2 separate regions of the Homo sapiens genome follow, and region 2 is linked to region 1. Evidence: chromatin loops called from intact Hi-C (ENCODE). Cell type or tissue: GM12878. All regions are shown on one strand. Links, peaks and the distances in the headings refer to the core of each region. The heading gives the core; the rest is flanking DNA.

Region 1 (11,920 bases), core at 1-8,000:
ACTTCAAACAGAAATCATTAAGATAGTTCCACATTTTTTAAAAGCACAACATTAAAGCATTGCAACAACATCAAAATAAGACCAAGGTCTAAATTTGTGTTTCTCAACAGAGGTGATTTGTCCCCCAGGGGACATTTGGCAATGTCTGGAGATATTTTTGGTTGTCTCAACTAGGAGGGAGTGATAGCAACATTTAGGGTAGAGGCCAGGGATGCTGCTGAACATCTTACAATGCACAGGACAGCTCCAACAACAGCCATCTGTACTAAAATGTTTATAGTGCCAAGGTTAAGAAACCCAGGTCTATCTAAATGGATGCAAGATAGGGCCTGTTTATAAGACAGTGTTGACTTATTTCTTTTATTTCAAACAGTTCAGAAGTTGCCTGTCATTCAGAATCTCCATAAATCCCAGTGGCAACCAGCCTTCTCCTGCACCTAACACAACGCTCTCCACATATCTGGAGGGCTGGTGCTTGGAGAATCAGTTGTGCAGAGTCACTAAGAGCCAGCCCCGACTTCCATATCAGAAAAGAATATTTATAGAGGCAGAAACCTCTGAACTGGCCATGAAGAGCCAAAAGGGAGGGTGTGATATTCCACCCCCTGCCTCCTCTCCACTCCTGAGAGAAGAAGCCGCTACCAGGAAGGGCACTGATTCCTGGAATGACCAACTCCATCACATTAACCTCCTTATGGGCCCTCATAACCAACTGCTTCCTAGAAAAGAGATTGACATGTTGGGTTTTTGATAGCATAAGTAGCATTTTTTGAATCCTCAGCAAGAAGCTACCAAGATAGATAAAAGTTTTTTGGGGAATGTGAGGGTTATCTGGCTGTGACATATGTCACCCCATTAATGGCCAGGATTGATTTGGCTGACCTGGCTGGCTAGGTGGGTGTCCTCTTCCTCCCTCACCCCTACATGTGCGTCCCTCCTGAAGCTGCATGCTCGTTCCAAGAGGATGACCATCCCCAATAGAGGAGGACCGGTCTTTGGTCAAGGGTATACAAATAGCTGCACTCCCCTGCTAGAACCTCCAAACAAGCTCTCAAGGTAAGAGTTTTTTGGAGAGATAAATAGTTTTCTGCATTCTTTAAATTCCAATCGGTATATCAAGATTTAGACCTTGCTGACTTCACCATTAAGCCAGGAATAGGGAGAACTCAGGCTATGCTGTAAGGGAGACCTCTGCCATGTGGGAAGGGTAGAGCTGACATACTCCATTCCCAGAGCAGGGGGCAAGGAGAAAAGAGATGGGGGAGCAAAAAGAGGCAACTCATCTGGCAACCTGCTCCAGACCAAATTCCCGGAGGGGAAAAATCAATGGACACATCTAGGCAAATATGAAGGAAGCTTGGGGCTAGTTGTTTTCTTCACCCTGTAAAACCTAAGGGAGCTGAGAGCCTCCAGAAAAAGATCATGCCCTGTCTGATGGTATAACCACCCAATCTGTTCACCTTGCCCGCTGCCTAGACAGAGCCAATTTACCAAGACAGGGGGATTTCAATAGAGAAAGAGTAATTCATGCAGAGCCAGCTGTGCAGGAGACCAGAGTTTTATTATTACTGAAATTAGTCTCCCTGAGCATTCTGGGATTAGAGTTTTTAAAGATAATTTGGCGAGTAGGGGTAGGGTAAGTGGGGAGTGCCGTTTGATCAGGTAGGAGATGGAATCATAGCGGATCAAAGTGAGTTTCTCTTGCCGTCCTCTGCTCCTGGATAGATGTGGCAGAACTGGTCGAGCCAGATTACCAGTCTGGGTGGTGTCAGCTGATCCATCAAGTGCAGGGTCTGCAAAATATCTCAAGCACTGATCTTTGGTTTTACAGTAGTGATGTTATCTCCAGGAGCAATGTGGGGAGGTTCAGACTCTTGGAGCCAGAGGCTGCATGACTCCTAAACTGTAATTTCTAAACTTGTAGCTAATTTGTCAGTCCTGCAAAGGCAGACTGGTCCCCAGGCAAGAAGGGGGTCTTTTCAGAAAAGGGCTGTTATTAATTTTGTTTTAAAGTCAAACCATGAACTGAATTTCTTCTTAAAGTTAGTTTGGCCTATGCCCAGGAATGAACAAGGACAGCTTAAAGGTTAGAAGCAAGATGGAGTTGCTTAGGTCTAATTTCTTTCACTGTCATAATTTCTTCAGTTGTAATTTTGCAAAGGTGGTTTCAATAAGAAGAAAGACAGGTGGATGAACCTGAAATACCGCTCCTAGTCCCTCACTTCTGAGCAGAGTGTGCTGTGGATCCAGACACTGGTGTGTTCCCTGGGAAGGGGCAAAGAGGTGCTGAGATTACCAGCAGGCTCCCTGAGGCCTGGGCTGGAGAGATGTCAAGGACTGCAAAATTGTGGGCAAATGGCAGGACTTCAGCTATGGGTGCCATCGTGATATCCAACACCACAAGGTACAACTAATCAGTAGCGCTTCAAAGGACACCAGACCTGGAGCAGGAACCAGGGAGTTCCCAAAAGGACTGACGCCCACCCATGTGGAGTAGAGGTCCCTCAATTCCCTGTCCCCAAGAGGCCCCTTGAACGGGGGAAAGAAATTTGAAGATGGAACATTGACCTGAATGAGACTGTGTGGATTGAAATGGAATGAAATAATGTGAATTGGCACGTGTGTCACCCTGCTCACCTTGGCATGTGTGTCACCCTGCTCACCACCCGTGCCATAGGGTCCTCATGACCAGAGTTAGGCCTGTCAAGCTAAATAACAAACAGAAAGAGACCCTTCAAAGATAATAAGCTTATTTGGGTGTGCACAGAAGATTTGCAAATCTGGGATATGCAGGCTTTGGAGACCGTAGGCACATCCAAAGTGGCTGAGGCAGGGGGAAGTGTTTAAAGGCAAAAGGGAGAAGTATACATCATTTGTTTTCAAACAGAGAATGTTGGTTACAGGGGATCATCACAGGAGTTGACACTGGTTCATTCGTGGAGACAGTGTGTCAGGCAAGTGTTCTTGTGCATTCTGCTTGCTGTCCTTGTGACTCATGTAGCAAGCTGCACTTTAGGAAGTTCTTGGCAGAAGTTCTTGTTACAGGCGTATGTGCATGAGAGTCCTTCAGAAAGTCTTTGTAACAGCGTATGTCCACCGGGGCCTGTCGGGGGGTGGGGGGCTGGGTGGGGGATAGCATTAGGAGAAATACCTAATATAAATGACGAGTTGATGGGTGAAGCAAGCCAACATGGCACATGTATACCTATGCATCAAACCTGCACGTTGTGCACATGTACCCTAGAACTTAAAGTATAAAAAAAAACCAACAAAAGTGGATGTCAGCAACTTCATGTTAAACATCTGTGTTACATTTCCATAGTAGAATGCCTAACATATACATTATAAACCATCATGAATCAAAACTGTAAAAAATAAAAACTTACAAAAAAAATAATGTGTGTCAACTTGACTAGGCAAGGGTGTGCAGTTGTCTGGTTAAACACTAGTCTAGGCATTGCCATGAAGATATTTTGTAGATGTGGTTAACATCTTTAAGCAGTTGACGCTAAGTAAAGCAGGCTACCCTTGATAATGTCGATAGGTCTTATCCAATCAGTTAAAGGTCTTAAGAACAAAGACGAAGGTTTCCCAGAGTAGAAGGAATTTACCTCCAGGCTGAAACATAGGTGTCTTTCCTGAGTTCCAGCCTGCTAGCCTGCCCTACAAATTTCAGACTCAAGACTACAACAATAACTCTTGCCTGAGTTTCTAACTTGGCATCCTGCCTTACAGATTTCAGATTTATCATCCCTCACAATTGTGTAAGCCAATTCTCTTTCTTTCTCTCTCTCTCTCTCTCTCTGTGTGTGTATGTGTGTGTGTGTGTATGTGTGTATGTGGGTTCTGTTTCTCTGGAGAGCCCTGATTGATACACTTGGCAGTATCTATCAAGTTGCAAACTCACATACCCTTCGAACTAGGAATTCTACACTAGGAATTCCACCCTCAGATGTACTCATGCATAAGTGAAATTATGCATACACAAGATTCTGTAGTACTGAAGAAATAATTAAATGCCCTTTACTGAAGTATTTAAAAATTATGGTATACACATAGCTAGAATAATTTGCAACCATAAACAAAAAAAAGCTTCCTGTATTCTTTTATAGAATCTCATCCAAGATAATATTAAGTGAAACCAAGATACAGAATTGAGTATATGGATACTACCATTCATATAGAAGGAGGAAGGAGCAAGGGTATTGTATACACAACACACACACACATACACACGTATTCTCTGGAAGAATACATAAGGAATTGGTAATATTGGGTAATATTGATTCTGGAGAATAAGAATATATTTTTGTAACTTTAGAGCTTGGTACCATATATCATGAAAACAAATCAATTGTGAGTGGAATTAAAAGGCACACCACATAACATTTATAAGGAAAGGATGCAGAATCCTGGGTGGCTGCTCACATTACAATGAGTCTTCCTCAGTAGTGCTCTCAGGTTTGTGATTGTTCTGCCCCCTAGAGGCGGCTTTGAGAAGTGCTTGAGATGAACGTCTCTGTGACTCCCTCATCAGCAGGCTCAGCTTAGCCTAGGAGCACAGGCCTGAAGTGGGTGCTCACAGGATGGTTTTCCTCTGCCTACTTGCCTTCATTTCATCTGGCAACAGTGGTTCCGGTAATGTTGGCAGTCAGTGGCTATCACGGTGGGAAGAATCAGAACTTGAATAAACCACAGCGCTACTATGATCCCGTTCTTAGTGGCAGAATCACACACAATAAAAGAGAATTTGAGGTCTTCAATCACTAATGAAATACCAAGACCTCTTTATTACTCAATTTGGGTCAAAAAATATCAGCTAGAAAAGGAAGTTGGGAATGATTATTCACGTTTATGAGTGTAGCCTCTGACATATAAATGAATTACATACTAATCATGAGGTTGGATTTTAAATCTTGGCATACTCAAAATGTACAGAAAAGACATGTTTTCACTGCAGGCTGCAGCTGAATAATGAAATATGAAAACTACATTTTTGAACTATTTAATTTTTTGAAATTTAAACATATAATTTAGCAATATAGCATACATATTTCCACCATCACACAATGTTAATGTTTTTCTTATTGGCTTCTAATTTCTTTTTTAATTATTGTTTTATAATAGATCCCTTTTATTGAAAGCTCACTGTTTGCAAAGCAGTCTACATTCATTATCCCATGAAATCCTCAAACAACCCTAAAAGGTAGGTGTCAGTACCACCGCACTTTGTGATTGTACCAGACAATCAGTAATAAGATAGGTAAGAATGGCTATGGGGGAAGTCAGCTGGGTTCTAGTTATAGTCGCATTTCAGAAAATTATTTAACATGCTGACTTTAACAACCTAAGCGTCTTCTCCCTGTGTGCACACAGGGTAGACCTCTGAAGAGTGGCGCTGTAGCTTCTAGGGTAAAGGCTGTGTTAAGTCAAGGCAGGATGACAGTTCAGCTTCCTCCCAGGCTAGTGCAAAGAGCTATTCACTAGGATTAAAGGCCTTCTCTCTCCCAGACTGAATTGCTCACCCCCCAAAACCCCTCCTACAGAAAATTTGGAGTCCTCGTTTATTCCCCGGCAGCCCCTGCCTAATAGGGTGGTGAATTAATTACCAAACATGCAACAAAGGATATCAAAGGTTTGGCGAAAATGGCAACATTTTGGAATAAATGACCGTAATGTGTGCTCTGCCTGCCACCCTAACTGGCGCACATTTTGCAGGTCAGTTGCTTTCCCTATGGCCAAGAGGAGGAAAAGCATCTCTCGGATTTCAGCTTGGAGGAGGAAGAGTTCAGGCTGCCAGAACTGGACTGGCACTTCTGAATATCCCGAGGCAAGGTCCCATAACTTCCTTGGGAAGCTCTGCCGCACCTCCAACCCACCCCACCCCACCCCACCCCACCAGGCTGCTGGAGTCTTGGGACCGCAGACCCCGCGGCCCAAATTCTTCCTCGCAGAGGGGAGGGGAGGGGTGTTCCGGCCGGGCAGGGCGGAAGGGAGGTTTGGGCTGGATTGTGGGATAAGATTGCCCTGGTGACGCGGAGCGGATCTGGACCCGAGCCTAATAAAGGCTGCGTAAATAAAGGTGTAGTTAATAAAGGACGGGATGGGGCGCGCGGTTGCCAGGGGCGCCAGCGTCTCGGGGCTGCCCTAATGGCTCCTGCTCAGTGCGCGGCGCCAGCGCTTGTCTTGTCCCGGCTGCGTCTCTGGGCCCCACGGGCCCCTCCTCACATGGCAACTATTGTGGCTACTAGTCCAGGCGGCTTAGCCTCTGGAGTGGGTCCAGGACCCGCTCCAGCTGACCTCTGACTCCCTGGGGCCAACTTAGCCCTGGTCTTCCCGCTCCTCCGATCTCCCACGCGAATCGCCGCCATGAGCTAACTCCCCACCCCCGGGCAGACCCGGGAGAGCTTTGATTACCTGGGGTCTTCTGCTTCCTCCCAGACGTCAGCTCCGCTTCAGGAATCGACTGAGACTTTGGCTCAGAGTTTGGTTCCATTCTTGGACACGGATTCAGCTGGAGAGCTGCCCCGGGGCCAGAGCAGTTCGCTGCTGCACACTGGGATCTGAATGACAAGCTGACTCGGCACAGAAGTCTCCCAGAGGTGGTTGCAATGCTAGACTGGGATCAGAACCAGGCCCTAGCTCGGCCTCTTTGCCTCAAAAGTAAGTTTCTAACTGTAGATCTAGATCAGGCTGCAGATCATCAGGCATATGAAATACTTGTTCCACCTCTAGATAGAAATCAAAAGCAAGGAACTTTACTGTTTCGCCCAAGAACCGGAAGAAAGATCTAGCTCAGCATCAAAGGCTTGCCAAGGTTGTTGTTGGAACTCCATACCGATTTGTATCAAAACCTCAGCGTCAGAAACAAACTCTGCAGAATGGGTATTTAGATTCAAGTATGGATATACTGTATCTGGGCAGCCTGCCTCCAGAACTCCAGGTGAGCTCAGATGAGCCTCCAGGGCCTCCTGAGCAAGCTGGACTTTCTCAGTTCCATCTAGAGCCTGAAACTCAAAATCCAGAAACCACTGAAGAGATCCAGTCCTCTACTCCAGCAAGAAGCTGCAGCGCAGCTTCCACAGCTCCCTGAGGTGGTAGAACTTTCTTCAACCAAAGCTGGAGGCCCCAGCTCTGCCTTCACAGTCCCTTGAGGGGGTCCACTCTTCAACAGAGCAGAAGGCTCCAGCACAGCAGCTACCTGCCTTTGAAGAGATCCTAGCCCCACTATTGATACATCATGAGGTAAATGTTCCATTGAAAAGTTGGAGTGAAGTTCAGCACTCACACTTGCCCAGTGTCACAATCAAACCTGTGGACGTGGAGCTTACGGTAACTCCAGAGCCAGGTAAGAAACTTACAACAAGCCAGGAACAGGCCCCAGCTCAGCCTCCAGAACACTCCAAAGAGGTGGGCTCTTCCTCAACCCAATTATAGCCCCCAGCTCAGACTCCAGACCCCCCTAAGGAGGTAGAACCTTCTCCAGTCCAGCAGAGTTCCCAGATGAGCCACCAGAGCCCCCTAAGGAGGTTGAACCATCTGCAACCCAGCAGGAAGCCTCAGGTCATCCTCCGAAGTCCACTGAAGAGGTCAGTCCTCCACTGCAGCAGGAGATACCAGCTCAGCCATCAGAGCCACCTGAGAAGGTCAAACCATCTCCAGTCATAAAGCAGCCCCCAACTCAGCTTTTAGAGCCACATTCAAAGTAATTAACTGGTATTATCTGTCCAAGAGATTGGATGGATAGGAAGTTAAACTTCTGGGAGATGCCTCATTATTTGTACCAGTGGCTCCACATTATTTCTTGATTAATTGTGCAGACTGAGAAGCTGACAGCTAGTTTTTCCAATTCAAGAGTCATCATGGGGATGTTCTCAATTGTTGTTAGTGGGACTTGTGTTGTTTCCATGTCGAGATATTGTAATGCCGGTAATTTAAACAGATAATAATCTCCAATAGTTGTCAGAGGATTGTGATTGAGAATTGTTAGTGGTGAAGGTTCGAGATAGAAGCTCTTCTTGCTGTCCCTCCTGCTGCTCCCTTGCATAGCACCAGTGCTGGAAGTTTCTGAGAGCAGTCTGCAGGTGCTGAACATCATACTTAAACTGGTCAACCCGAAGTTTGGCATTCTGCCTTTTATTAGGGGGCTCCTTGCTGGACAAAATCTCCCGATGTTCTAGATGGCTGAATATCTGGTCTGTGCTTGCTTGGATTTCACCTTCTACTAAGTGCACAGACTGCTTGTCTGCCGTCTCCAGGTGTCCCATGTGAGAATGTATCTCATGGACCTGCTTGTGCGTTTGCTGGTTCAGGGGCTCCATGTCACCGGCCCAGCTGGCCCCAACTCCAGCTCTGGCTTCCTTGGAATATGTCCTCGCAGCCCTGCTTCTAATTTATTTTTTTTAATTAAGATGCATTGGTTTTTTGCTGATCAAAAATTCTGACATATGGCCGGGCGTGGTGGCTCACGCCTGTAATCCCAGCACTTTGGGAGGCCGAGATGGGCGGATCACGAGGTCAGGAGATTGAGACCATCCTGGCTAACACGGTGAAACCCCATCTCTACTAAAAATACAAAAAATCAGCCGGGCATGTTGGCGGGCGTCTGTAGTCCCAGCTACTCGGGAGGCTGAGGCAGGAGAATGGCGTGAACCCGGGAGGCGGAGGTTGCAGTGAGCGAGATCGCACCACTGCACTCCAGCCTGGGCGACAGAGCGAGACTCCGTCTCAAAAAAAAAAAAAAAAAAAATTCTGACATATTACTGACAATTTCAAAAACAGGAAAAGTCTGACAGTATTAGTAGGGTTGACTAAAACAATATGAAATTGACTAAAATAAGTGGACTGTTTTGCAATTAAAAAATTTTAAGTCAATGCAAATATTTATAACTTTTAAGTCTCCTCTAAAAGATAACCAAAGAGCTTATTTAATCCTGTTTTAAATGATGTTAAATTCTTTGCAGATTATTACATAGGATATATTTTAGTAATGATTTAAAGGAGGAAGAAGCAGCCTATTTTATGTTCATTGTAAGTGTTTCTAATAATCATCATTGAATGGTATTAAGTAGCCAGGAGCAGAGATATTGGGGTTATGGTGCTCTGTAAATCAAGTTAATGACATGCCCTTTGATTTTCCAGAACATAAACTCTCATTGCTAATACCCTTCCCTCTGACCATTGTTGTTCATCAAAGTTCTTTCCTAGATGTTGTGTCCTCTACAAACTGTCAGTGATGGTTGTTGCATTCCCCTGGTTCAGTGGTCACTTGCATGCTGGTGACACTGGACTCCAGGCTTGCTGGAGCTTCCAATATGGGTATCCCTGGGAGTATCAAACTCAATGTGTCTCTGCACTCCAGCCTCGGCTACAGGCTGGAATTTTGTCTCTAAAAAACAGAACAAAACAACAAACTCCATGTGTCTAAAAGTGAAATCACTGTCATTCCCCCAAAATTGTTCCTTCATTCACTATCACCCACTTAGTCAACCAGGCACTGGGTTCTATGCTATTCTCCTTCCTTGCCTTCATGTCAAATTCTTCAATCCTGTCCAATTTTTCTACCTAAAATGTCAAATTATCCTGTCCTAGATCGGACCCTAGACACCTCTTACCTGCACTATTTCAATCATTTCCTGATTTCTTAACTCTTCTTCCTGTCTCCAGTCTTTCCTCCCTCTGCATTCATCCACAACGTAACCAGAAGGATGGATCCAAAACGCAGTTCTGGAGACAAACTATCACTTCTGGTCACACAACTTGGTATATGAAAAAGCATGAAGCCAAATAACCCTACTATATCTTCTGATTTATTAAATATACGTGTATTTCAATATATGGAGAAGTTTGTAACATATAAGCAGAAGTTTCTAAGACAGTTTTCTACATACCATTACCTGATGCATAAATGTCTCTCACCCGGACAGAGATGTCTTATTCAGGAGTTCACCTCCACATTGAACAACTCCAGACACACTGAATTCTGAGGGGTGCCCCTCTAATAAGAACAGTTCCCCTTAGAATTGGCAGCAGAGCAGTACTGCCCGGAGGCCCCCTCTCTTCTGTGCCAGAATTGCGCCTTTGCATCATGTTTACTTTCCTTTTCCTTCCACTGCTGAGAACAGTGGGGCTCTCTGCCCGCTCATGATATTCTGGGGACTCTTGTGTGATTCCCTACTACCACTTAGGTCACCAGGATCCACCAGGACCCTCTTTAACTGCACAGGGCTCCCTCGGATGCCACAAGAACTCTAGGAACCTCACTGCTGCTGTGGAGACCCTATAAAAACAGCAGAACCAGAGTGGGCTGTATAAGGAGCTGTGATTTGGCCCCACTTAGTGGAACCCAGAATTAATTTCCTCCCAGAAATAATGCGGTCATTCTGGTTATGGTTTGTACTACTGCTACTACCATCATTAAATTCAGAGGTGCTGGCGGGGCGCAATGGCTCACATCTATAATCCCAGCACTTTGGGAGGCTGAGGCAGGTGGATCACCCAACGTCAGGAGTTCGAGACCAGCCTGGCCAACATGGTGAAACCCTGTCTCTACTAAAAAATACAAAAATTAGCCGGGCATGGTGGTGCATGCCTGTAGTCCCAGCTACTCGGGAGGCTGAGGCAGGAGAATTGCTTGAACCCAAAAGGCAGAGGTTGCAGTGAGCCAAGATCGTGCCATTGCATTCCAGCCTGGGCGACAAGAGTAAGACTCCATCTCAAATAAATAAATAAATAAATAAATTCAGAGGTGCTAAATAGGACTTTGGGTTCATTCTAAAAAATTAAACTACTACAGAAGCACTATGGGCTGTAGGAAAATGTGCGCTGAACTGACTTACCAGGGACCATTTGGAGTGTAGTCGACCAATATTTGAGCCCAAATAAATGAATCTTAGAATCAGGTTAATGTTAACTTGATTTTTTTAAAAGTCCACTGGAGGCACTATAATACATGAACTATAATATCCATCTTTTTTTGCATTATTCATTTTATTTTACTTTATTTCTTAAGTTCAGGGGTACAAGTTCAGGTGTGTTACATAGGTAAACTTGTGTCATGGGGGTTTGCTGTACAGATTATTTCATCACCCAGGTATTAAGCCTAGTACCCATTGGTTGTTTTTCCTGTTCCTCTCCCTCCTTTCACCCTCCTACCTCCAATAGGCCCTACCCATCTATGTGACCATGAGTTCTTATCATTTAATTCCCACTTCTAAGTGAGAACATGTGGTATTTGGTTTTCTGTTCCTGCATTAGTTTGCTAAGGATAATGGCCTCCAGCTCCATTCATGTCCCTGCAAAGGACATGATCTTGTTCTTTTTTATGGCTGCATAGTATTCCATGGTGTATATGTACCACATTTTCTTTGTCCAGTCTATCACTGATGGACATTTAGGTTGATTCCGTGTCTTTGCTATATAATATCCATCCTTACCAGTACATGTATTCTCAGATGTTTTCTCTAGCACTGTAAAGCAATGGACATGGCTTGCTTGTGTAGGTCATCGTATTCATGTCATAGGGCACACCCTGAGATGGAATTTCCAATATTTTGAGGGAGTAGCATAAATAAAGCTGACTATCTGAAGTCATTTTGTAATGTTATTCCTCTTGCACCTTTACTCCAGCCTCACTGGCTTTCTTGCCATTGCTCAGACACACCAAGGTCATGCCCAGCTTAGTGTATTCCTATTGTTTGGCATGCACATCTCAAGATTTTGCTTGACTCTCCCATAGCTGCTTTTGTTCTGTTTGCAGAAAAACCACAGCTGAGTGCCCAATTTAAAATAGCCTCCTCCTGCCCAACTCATCTAATCCCTTTGTTCTGCTATATTTTTCTTTAAAACATATATTTATTGTAAATATATAGGTTATTTGTTTTCTGCTCCTTCAACTGTTATGTAAGACCTATGAGGATAA
Region 2 (8,000 bases), core at 1-8,000, 87 kb before region 1:
TTTTTTTTGGTATTTTTAGTAGAGATGGGGTTTCACCATGTTGGCCAGGCTGGTCTCGAACTACTGACCTCGTGATCCACCCACCTCAGCCTCCCAAGGTGCTGGGATTGCAGGTGTGAGCCACCGCGCCCGGCCCCCATCTGACTTTTTTCTATTATTTTTCAAACTTGTTGCATCATGATCAAATGATTACAATAATTAGACCCAAATGAAATAGACAAATAATAAATATACTTCAGGATTTTCAAATACACTGTTTAAATTTACTTACTATATTATTTTATAATTTAATAACATAGAAGAAAACAGTATCTAGTCCATTGGTACATCAGCACATTTAAATAATTTGTATTTCTGCTCTACTTCAAATACATCAGGATATAGATTACTTGTGGCGAGAAAAAAAAAGTCATTAAAAATAATATAAGTTTTATTTTGTTAGTGGAGCTTTCCATATGCTGTCAAGACTAAGAGAAGAGGAAACTGGAAGTGACTCAACAGTGACCCTTCTCTAAAGTACCAATACCAAGGAGGTCTAACTTTCTATTATTAATGCTTATAATAAATACCAAGAACATTTTAGACAAAAAACAATTGGAACTTACTACACAAAGCCCAACTTCCTTTATTACAACCATTTTCCTTTATTATTACAGAAAATACATTAAAGTACATGGGCAATAGTTTCTATTATTGCTTATGATAAAGATTAAGGGCATTTTTAAGGGACAAAAAATACAATTTTATTACACAGAACCCAACTCCCTATATTATAACCATTTTCCTTTATTTATCAGTGAACATATATTAAGGTGCACTGGCAATAAAAAACCTTCATTCTGCATATAAAGAAAATTAAAGAGCATTTACCAGTGTTTTAGCAACATTTAACAAAACCATTTCTAAAATATATTAAAAAAAGGATTACGATAGAAGTAAATGAGACACACATTGTAGTCATCATCAGAGCACTGCCTCAAGAGTGAAAAATTACTAATTTTTAGTCCTAGGCCTTGCACTAACTTGAGGTAATAGAAGTCATTTTATTTTTTACAGCCTCTTTTTTCACCAGTGAAATAAAATAAAAAGAAAAGGGAGTTAAATTATAATGTTATGACTAGTACATCAACATCAGCTTTAACAAACTACTTTTAAGGTTTTAAAAATTGTTTTTATTAAATGTTTTATTAAATGTGGACATAATACTCAAAGGCTTATAAAAGAAATAAGAAGTTCCATATCTAATCCATCTCCATCCAAGAGCAATACATTTCAACTCTTCCCATTTATTCCGGTATTTATCTACATATTTTGAGGAAATGAGAGTTCTGATATTTCTTGCTTCTTTCACTTTAAGACACTGTCTCTTGACTTCTTATCATGGTAGTGGAGGAGTTAAACCACCACACCTCCTGCCCCTACCTCTATTCTCCCAATATAGTTTTATCATAATTTTTGGTTAAATCAAGACTTTACATTATTAGGACTATGTAAATATTTAATATTTCTTCAGTGCTGAGTGAACTGTTTTCTTTTGCAAACTGGGAATAACTACAGTTTTCTATATAACTATTATATTATTACTTTGTACTGAAGGCCCAAGAAATATGCCCTACACCTATTAATAATTGATGTAATCATTCAAACACATCAAATCATCTATCAATTCTTTCTCCATCTCTCAAGCCCAACTCTCCCTTGCCCTCTCCAGACCATGTGTGCATATCACCTGGGTCGTCTTCATTCCCTAAATCACCTACGCCTTTTCCTTGGCTTTCTCAATTTCCTGAGGCACATTCTTCAAGAGCTTGCTAAGTAAAGACCCATGGAGAATACACTTTTAGCCAATTAAGGACTGAAAATGCCATTAGTCTACTCTCACATTTGTCAATTTGGCTGGGTAAAAAATTCCAGGAAAAAAAAATTTCCCAGTATTGCTGAGAATGTTCATAGGTTTCTGATTCATAATCATTGGTCATTTTTCCTAGAATTCCCAGTATCCCTCATCCTTTGCCTATGAAAGCCCTGAGATCCTGGCAGGAAGAGACACAAGCAGGTGGACGTCGAGAGGAACACACCAGCGATAAAGTTGCTCCTCTACTTAAGAACCTCCAGAAGGCAGTGGGGGGTTTTAAGCGGAGGAGAGACTTACATTAGGTCAGCATACATTAATATAAAACTACCACCTATCACATACATTTAAATGTGAAATATGAGGTAACAATACCAAAAGTGGTACAAGCTGGCATGGAGAACTGGTCTTCAAGTGTTATCAGACCTTCTTTCGGTTTCTAAAACATCACTTTATCCAGTGTCATCTGAAGGTTTTATGTAGAAGAGTGACTTAATCTACCTAACACAGGATAATCCAAGCCCTCACCCTGCACTTCCTTATTTGCTTCTCTGATTTCCTCCCCAGAATGTTCCTCAGCCGGCTGCTCTGGCAACATCGACCTCTTTGCTCAAACACACCAAGTATTCTCCTGCCTTCTCCAGAGTGCACAGCCTCTACAACAGCATGGCGTGCTCCTTTACATCATTCCAGGATGCTCTGATCTCACCTCCCCAGAGAGGCCTTCCCCAAATGCTCTGCAGAAAAGAGCACCACTACCTGCCCTTACCACTCTCTACCCTGAGTGCCATGGAGACACTGCAGAATGATTTACTACTGCCGGTCCTTCTGGGCCAGCAAAAGAAGGGGACTTGTCTGGTTTGTTCACTGCCACATCCCTTTTGTTGAATAAATGAAACCGGGCTGCAGGGACCTGATAAAGTGACAGGCTGGCCTTTTCTTTTGGAGACCTTCAAATATCAGATCTGGACTCTTTTTCCTGGAGATAATTCATTTCTCTAGCGAAGACACCACTATGCCCTGCCACAGCTGGAGGGGTGGGGAGATTCACACCTGGCTGTTGGCTTCAAAAGGCCAGACGGGGAAAGGCCTGGGGTCCCTAGGGTCAGCATGCAGATTTACTCAACCCCCCGGTTTTATGCCCTACCACACAGGTGCGTCAGCACTCTCAGCAGCTTCCTGCTACACTTTTTCCACAGGATAAACTGGAAAAAGTTTCTACAAGATACAACAGAGTAATGACCTGGCAGTACAAGTAAAGATGAGCAACTGGGAATGTGGCTGTTTTGTAGTCAAACTTTTAAACAATCTCCTTACTTTAGTGCAGTGCTTCAGCCTACCTTCTGTGACAGCACTGAGACAGAGGTGTGTCCAGCAAATTGACTCTAGTCTTGTCACATCACCCTCTACAAGCATGTGGGTTTGCACATCCTCTGTTCTGCTAGGCATCAGCACTCCATCTGCTTCCTGACTTAACCGAAACGTGTGAAAATCTCTCACCCACGACTTTCTGTCCTTGAGGTTTAATAACTTTTCAAAAGTTTTCTTCTTTCACTCTCATTTTAGGAGTTTGGAAAGAAGCAGTGAACCCATGTCCATCCTCTATATTTAACTAGAATTCCTGAGCTGCTCTTCAACTGCTTAGCACTCCCTGGGTACCTGTCTAGCAGAAAAATTACTTTTCTATTTCAAATATGGTGAAGATGTTTCTAGCTCAAAATCTCACTCTATCAAATACACAGTCCTGAATTAATATTGATCAAGCCTGAGATTAAGACTTAAAAGGTTTGAAAATAAAAACGCAGACCTTAGTTGCCTTGCAAAGATTGTTTCATCACATACACCAAATAACTGGTGCTGAATTCTCAGGACCATATGCCTTTAAAAACAGAGACAGGCTGCAGTGACTCATGCCTGTAGTCCCAGCACTTTGGGAGGCCGAGGAGGGTGGATCACAAGGTCAGGAGATCGAGACCATCCTGGCCAACCCTGTCTCTACTAAAAATACAAAAATTAGCTGGGTGTGGTGGCACATGCCTGTAATCCCAGTTACTCGGGAGGCTGAGGCACGAGAATCACTTGAACCCAGGAGGCAGAGGTTGCAGTGAGCCGAGATCACGCCACTGCACTCCAGCCTGGCGACAGAGCGAGACTCCATCACAAAACAAACAAACAAACAAAAAAAAAAAAAACCAGAGACAGCTCTCTCACCTCTCCACACATTATGGGGAATTGAAGTTTACACAAAGGAAACTAGCACTTTCCTAGATCAGTAAAACTGATCTAGAAATCTACAACTACAGCTCCATGAAAGTAGATGAGAATTTCCACTTGTTAGGTAAAACAAGTCAGATTTCACAGTACAGATTGTTACATTAAAAAGTACATAAGGCACAAAACTTAAAGAATGATTTATACACACAGAAGTATGGTATGTTATATTAAATACCAAGCATTTCCACGGAGAAAAAGCAGAGGTAAAAAGCTGAGAGTGAGAAACAAAACAAAAAACAAAACAAAACAAAAAGGCAGATTTAGAATAAAGGAACTGGAGAAACTATAACCATTTTAGGAATAAAAATTTGAGTATTTTCCAAAAATAAGCCAGGCATGATGGTGGGTGCCTGTAATTCCAGCTACTCGAGAGGCTGAGACAGGAGAATCGCTTGAACCTGGGAGGCAGAAGTTGCAGTGAGCTGAGATCGTGCTATCGCACTCCAGCCTGGGCGACAGAGGCAGACTCTGTCTCAAAAAAAAACTTTTTTGAGTATTTTCTACCAAAAGAGAGAAGATAAAAGTATCTAATAATACAAGCCAGGTAACTTTGTCTATCATTTATACTGTTACTTACCTATTCAAAACTAAGGAAATAAAGCCTAGCAGACCTTTTAGTAGAAACTGACAAGCAGAGTCAATGGAACACAGAGACCAGAAAAAGACCTGCATACATATGACGTGTATATATTAAGTGATTTTCAACAAAGATGCTAAAGCAATTCAATGGCGAAAACAGTCTTTGCAACAAGTGGTGATGAAACAACTAAACGAAACTTCACTCTTAGCTCATATCATATCTAAAGATTAACTCAATGATTAGCCTAAGTGTAAGAGCTAAAACTATTAAGTTTCTGGAAGAAAGAGAAAATCATACAGAACAATTTCTCAAATATAATACAAAAAGCCCAAGCTATAAAAACAAAAATCAATACATTGGACTTCATCAAAATTTAAAACTTTTCAAAAAACAGTCAAAAGAATAAAAAGGCAAGCCATAGACTATATTTGCAAAACTTATGTCTTACAAAAGACTTGTATTTAAAATACATAAATAATTCTTACAACTCAGTAAAAACAAAGACAACCCAATTAAAATATGAGAAAAAGATCTGAACAGAAACTTCACCATAGAAGGTATGTGGGAAGCAAATAAGTGCATGAAAAGATCATCAACATTAATCATCAGGGAAATAAGATACTACCACAGACCCACTAAATGGCTAAAATTAAAAAGACAAACCATACCAAGTGCTGGCAATGATGTAAAGCAATTGGAAAGGTCAGTATACATTAACAGAAAATTACCATCTATCACATACACTTAAATATGAGGTGACAATACCAAAAGTGATACAAGCTGCTATGGAGAACTGGTCTTTAAGTGTTATCAGATCTTTTTTAGGTTTCCAAAACATCACTCTATCCATGTTTAGAAATAATGTAGAAAATTAAATTCTTTTTTTCAATTTATTTTTATTTTTATTTTTATTTTTTGAGATACAGTCTCGCTCTGCCGCCCAGGCTGAAGCGCAGTGGCGCAATCTTGGCTCACTGCAACCTCCATCTCCCAGGTTCAAGCACTTCCCTGCCTCAGCTTCCCAAGTAGCTGGGATTACAGGTGCCTGCCACCATGCCCGGCTAATTTTTGTATTTTTAGTAGAGACGAGGTTTCACCATCTTGGCCAGGCTGGTCTTGAACTCCTGACCATGTGATCCACCCACATCAGCCTCCCAAAGTGCTGGGATTACAGGTGTGAGCCACCATGCCAGGCCAAATTCTTTATATTTACACTTTATAGCCTTTAAACAAAGACTACAAAAAGTAAGTCAAGGTCATTTCAACTCTATTTAAATTAACTATGTTAAAGAATTATGATTTATTCAGCTTTGATAGCATCTGTTCAGAAACAAAACGAATAAGCTTTTTTGACAATATTTTAAAATTCCATTCTCCACCTGGTTCTCTCTTCTAAAAGAATCATAGAATCTCAAATTTGGAAGGGATCTTGGGCATCACATAGTTTAGTCTTCCATGCAATGTATGCTTTTTTTTTTTTTTTTTGACCTGTCAGTTCAATGGATGCATATTTACTTACCAACTGTAGAGCTGGGTCTATATCCTACAACAAAAACAGTCAAGGTTCCTCTACCAAGAAAGATGACTTTGAAAATGAAAAACTGAAAACAGGACAGAAAATGTTTAATGTATACTACTTTTTGTTTTTAGGTTTACTAACTGGCTGTCATTCAGGTGTCTCTGATTACCTAATAAAGTTAATCCAATATTGATTTTCAGGGATAGCCAGCAACTACCCCACAGTACAAAGAAATCCTCAATCGAGAATTAACTATGCTTTGCTGTTGTGTTAAAAAAAGAAAAAAACTTTCCTTCCTTTTCTGTAGTTAAATTCATGGGTCATAAACTGAAATGTTTTTTCAAATTAAACACTGCGAATATAACCAAGGTAACTGTACGGTGCTTTGGTATAATTTAGAAAAGAACTTTGAGTTGTACCAGTTATGAGTCCAGATGTCTGTACATGAGTCTAAATGCTGCCAAGTAGCCTAAATTAGAAAATAAACAGTTTCTCAATTAAATGAAACTTTACAGAGGTTTTCAAAAATAAACATCATAAGCCTAATGAAAACATAAAAAGTAATAATACTATAAGCCAAAGACACATTTAATCCTGTAAGGTAAATATAAGCTGTACAGTTATTTTAAAAACCATAGATTGACAATCCTATATTTAGAATATCATTAAAATATAACGAGGCTGTCATACTAAAGTGAAACATGATTGCTGATTAAGTCATTTGACCAAATTACAATTATTATAAAAGAAATATATGGGCCCAATCCAAAATGTAATTTCACCCAAGTATAAAACTAAGAATTTGGCCGGGCACAGTGGCTCATACCTGTAATCCTAGCACTTTAGGAGGCCGAGGGGGGTGGATCACGAGATCAGGAGATCAAGACCATCCTGGCTAACACGGTGAAACCCTGTATCTACTAAAAATATAAAAAATTAGCCGGGCGTGGTGGCGGGTGCCTGTAGTCCCAGCTACTTGGGAGGCTGAGGCAGGAGAATGGCGTGAACCTGGGGGGCGGAGCTTGCAGTGAGCCGAGATCGCGCCACTGCATTCCAGCCTGGGCAACACAGCAAGACTCTGTCTCAAAAAAACTAAACTAAGAATCAGACTTACCTTATTAATCCTAAATATGTTTAATCTAACCATATCTAAGAGTTTAGATTCTAGTATACTTAGTGACCACTATGAAAAGTATTCTCACCTGTTCAATGACATAAAACGCAAATTCCAGCCGCTGCTTCTGGAGCATTGGAATCAGATGTAAGAAAAAAATTGGAAGATGTTCATGGCGATTACGGAAAGGAATGAGAACTGCCACCTTTAAAACAAAATAGTCATGTATGTAAATAAATATATCTACCACATCCTAGAGGTAAGGATAAAAATCAATCCTTGAAAACTTCTGATGGTTTTAAAGCCACGTCCTTATGAATTTTCTCATCAGAGATACAACAGCAAGCAAACACGCAAAAAGCCCTTGCTGCATGCTGCTATGGTCTTATAAAGCTGAGAGGTAGAAGGGGCTCTGAAGCGTTTTCTAAAGATTGTGGCCTTTAACCTATGAACATCATGAGAAATTGAGAGTGATAAATCAGATGTGGTGACTACAAAGACTACTTTGGTGGCAATATGGAGGGCAGACTGGAGAAGACCAAAAATTGACTCAGGGAGCTAGTTAGGCAATTAGTACAGTCGTTGAGAAAACAGGTAATGGTAGCTTAAACTAACAGGAGGATAAAGGAGAAGAGAAGTACATGGGTTTTCAACACATCTA

The links. A loop is a pair of places that touch in the nucleus more often than their neighbours do. Peaks named below come from ENCODE experiments on the same cell type or tissue, not always from the same donor. Only the 100,000 strongest peaks of a DNase experiment are listed, where the experiment ranks them.
Region 2: a loop joins it to region 1, with 2.4 times the contacts of the local background. A loop is called at or near these places in 3 of 110 quality-filtered maps.

The regions. Positions count from the first base shown.
Region 1 is chr18:31,718,077-31,729,996 of GRCh38, forward strand. It overlaps a transcript of B4GALT6 not described here, the pseudogene RN7SKP44, the pseudogene LRRC37A7P and the pseudogene LOC390846. Among named protein-coding and RNA genes, the nearest start is that of SLC25A52, 37 kb to the right of the region's middle. RefSeq lists enhancers at 5,847-7,046, 6,276-6,375, 6,342-6,841. In GM12878, for the core only: a CTCF peak has its summit at 4,487 (motif pointing left); a DNase peak (open chromatin) is centred at 4,465.
Region 2 is chr18:31,631,217-31,639,216 of GRCh38, forward strand. It overlaps B4GALT6 (beta-1,4-galactosyltransferase 6), which reads right to left. Exons shown (of 9, transcript NM_004775.5): 5 at 7,428-7,544. Among named protein-coding and RNA genes, the nearest start is that of TTR, 43 kb to the left of the region's middle. RefSeq lists an enhancer at 2,271-2,510. In GM12878, for the core only: no CTCF peak of the experiment used is centred there; a DNase peak (open chromatin) is centred at 3,305; H3K27ac peaks cover 2,328 bases.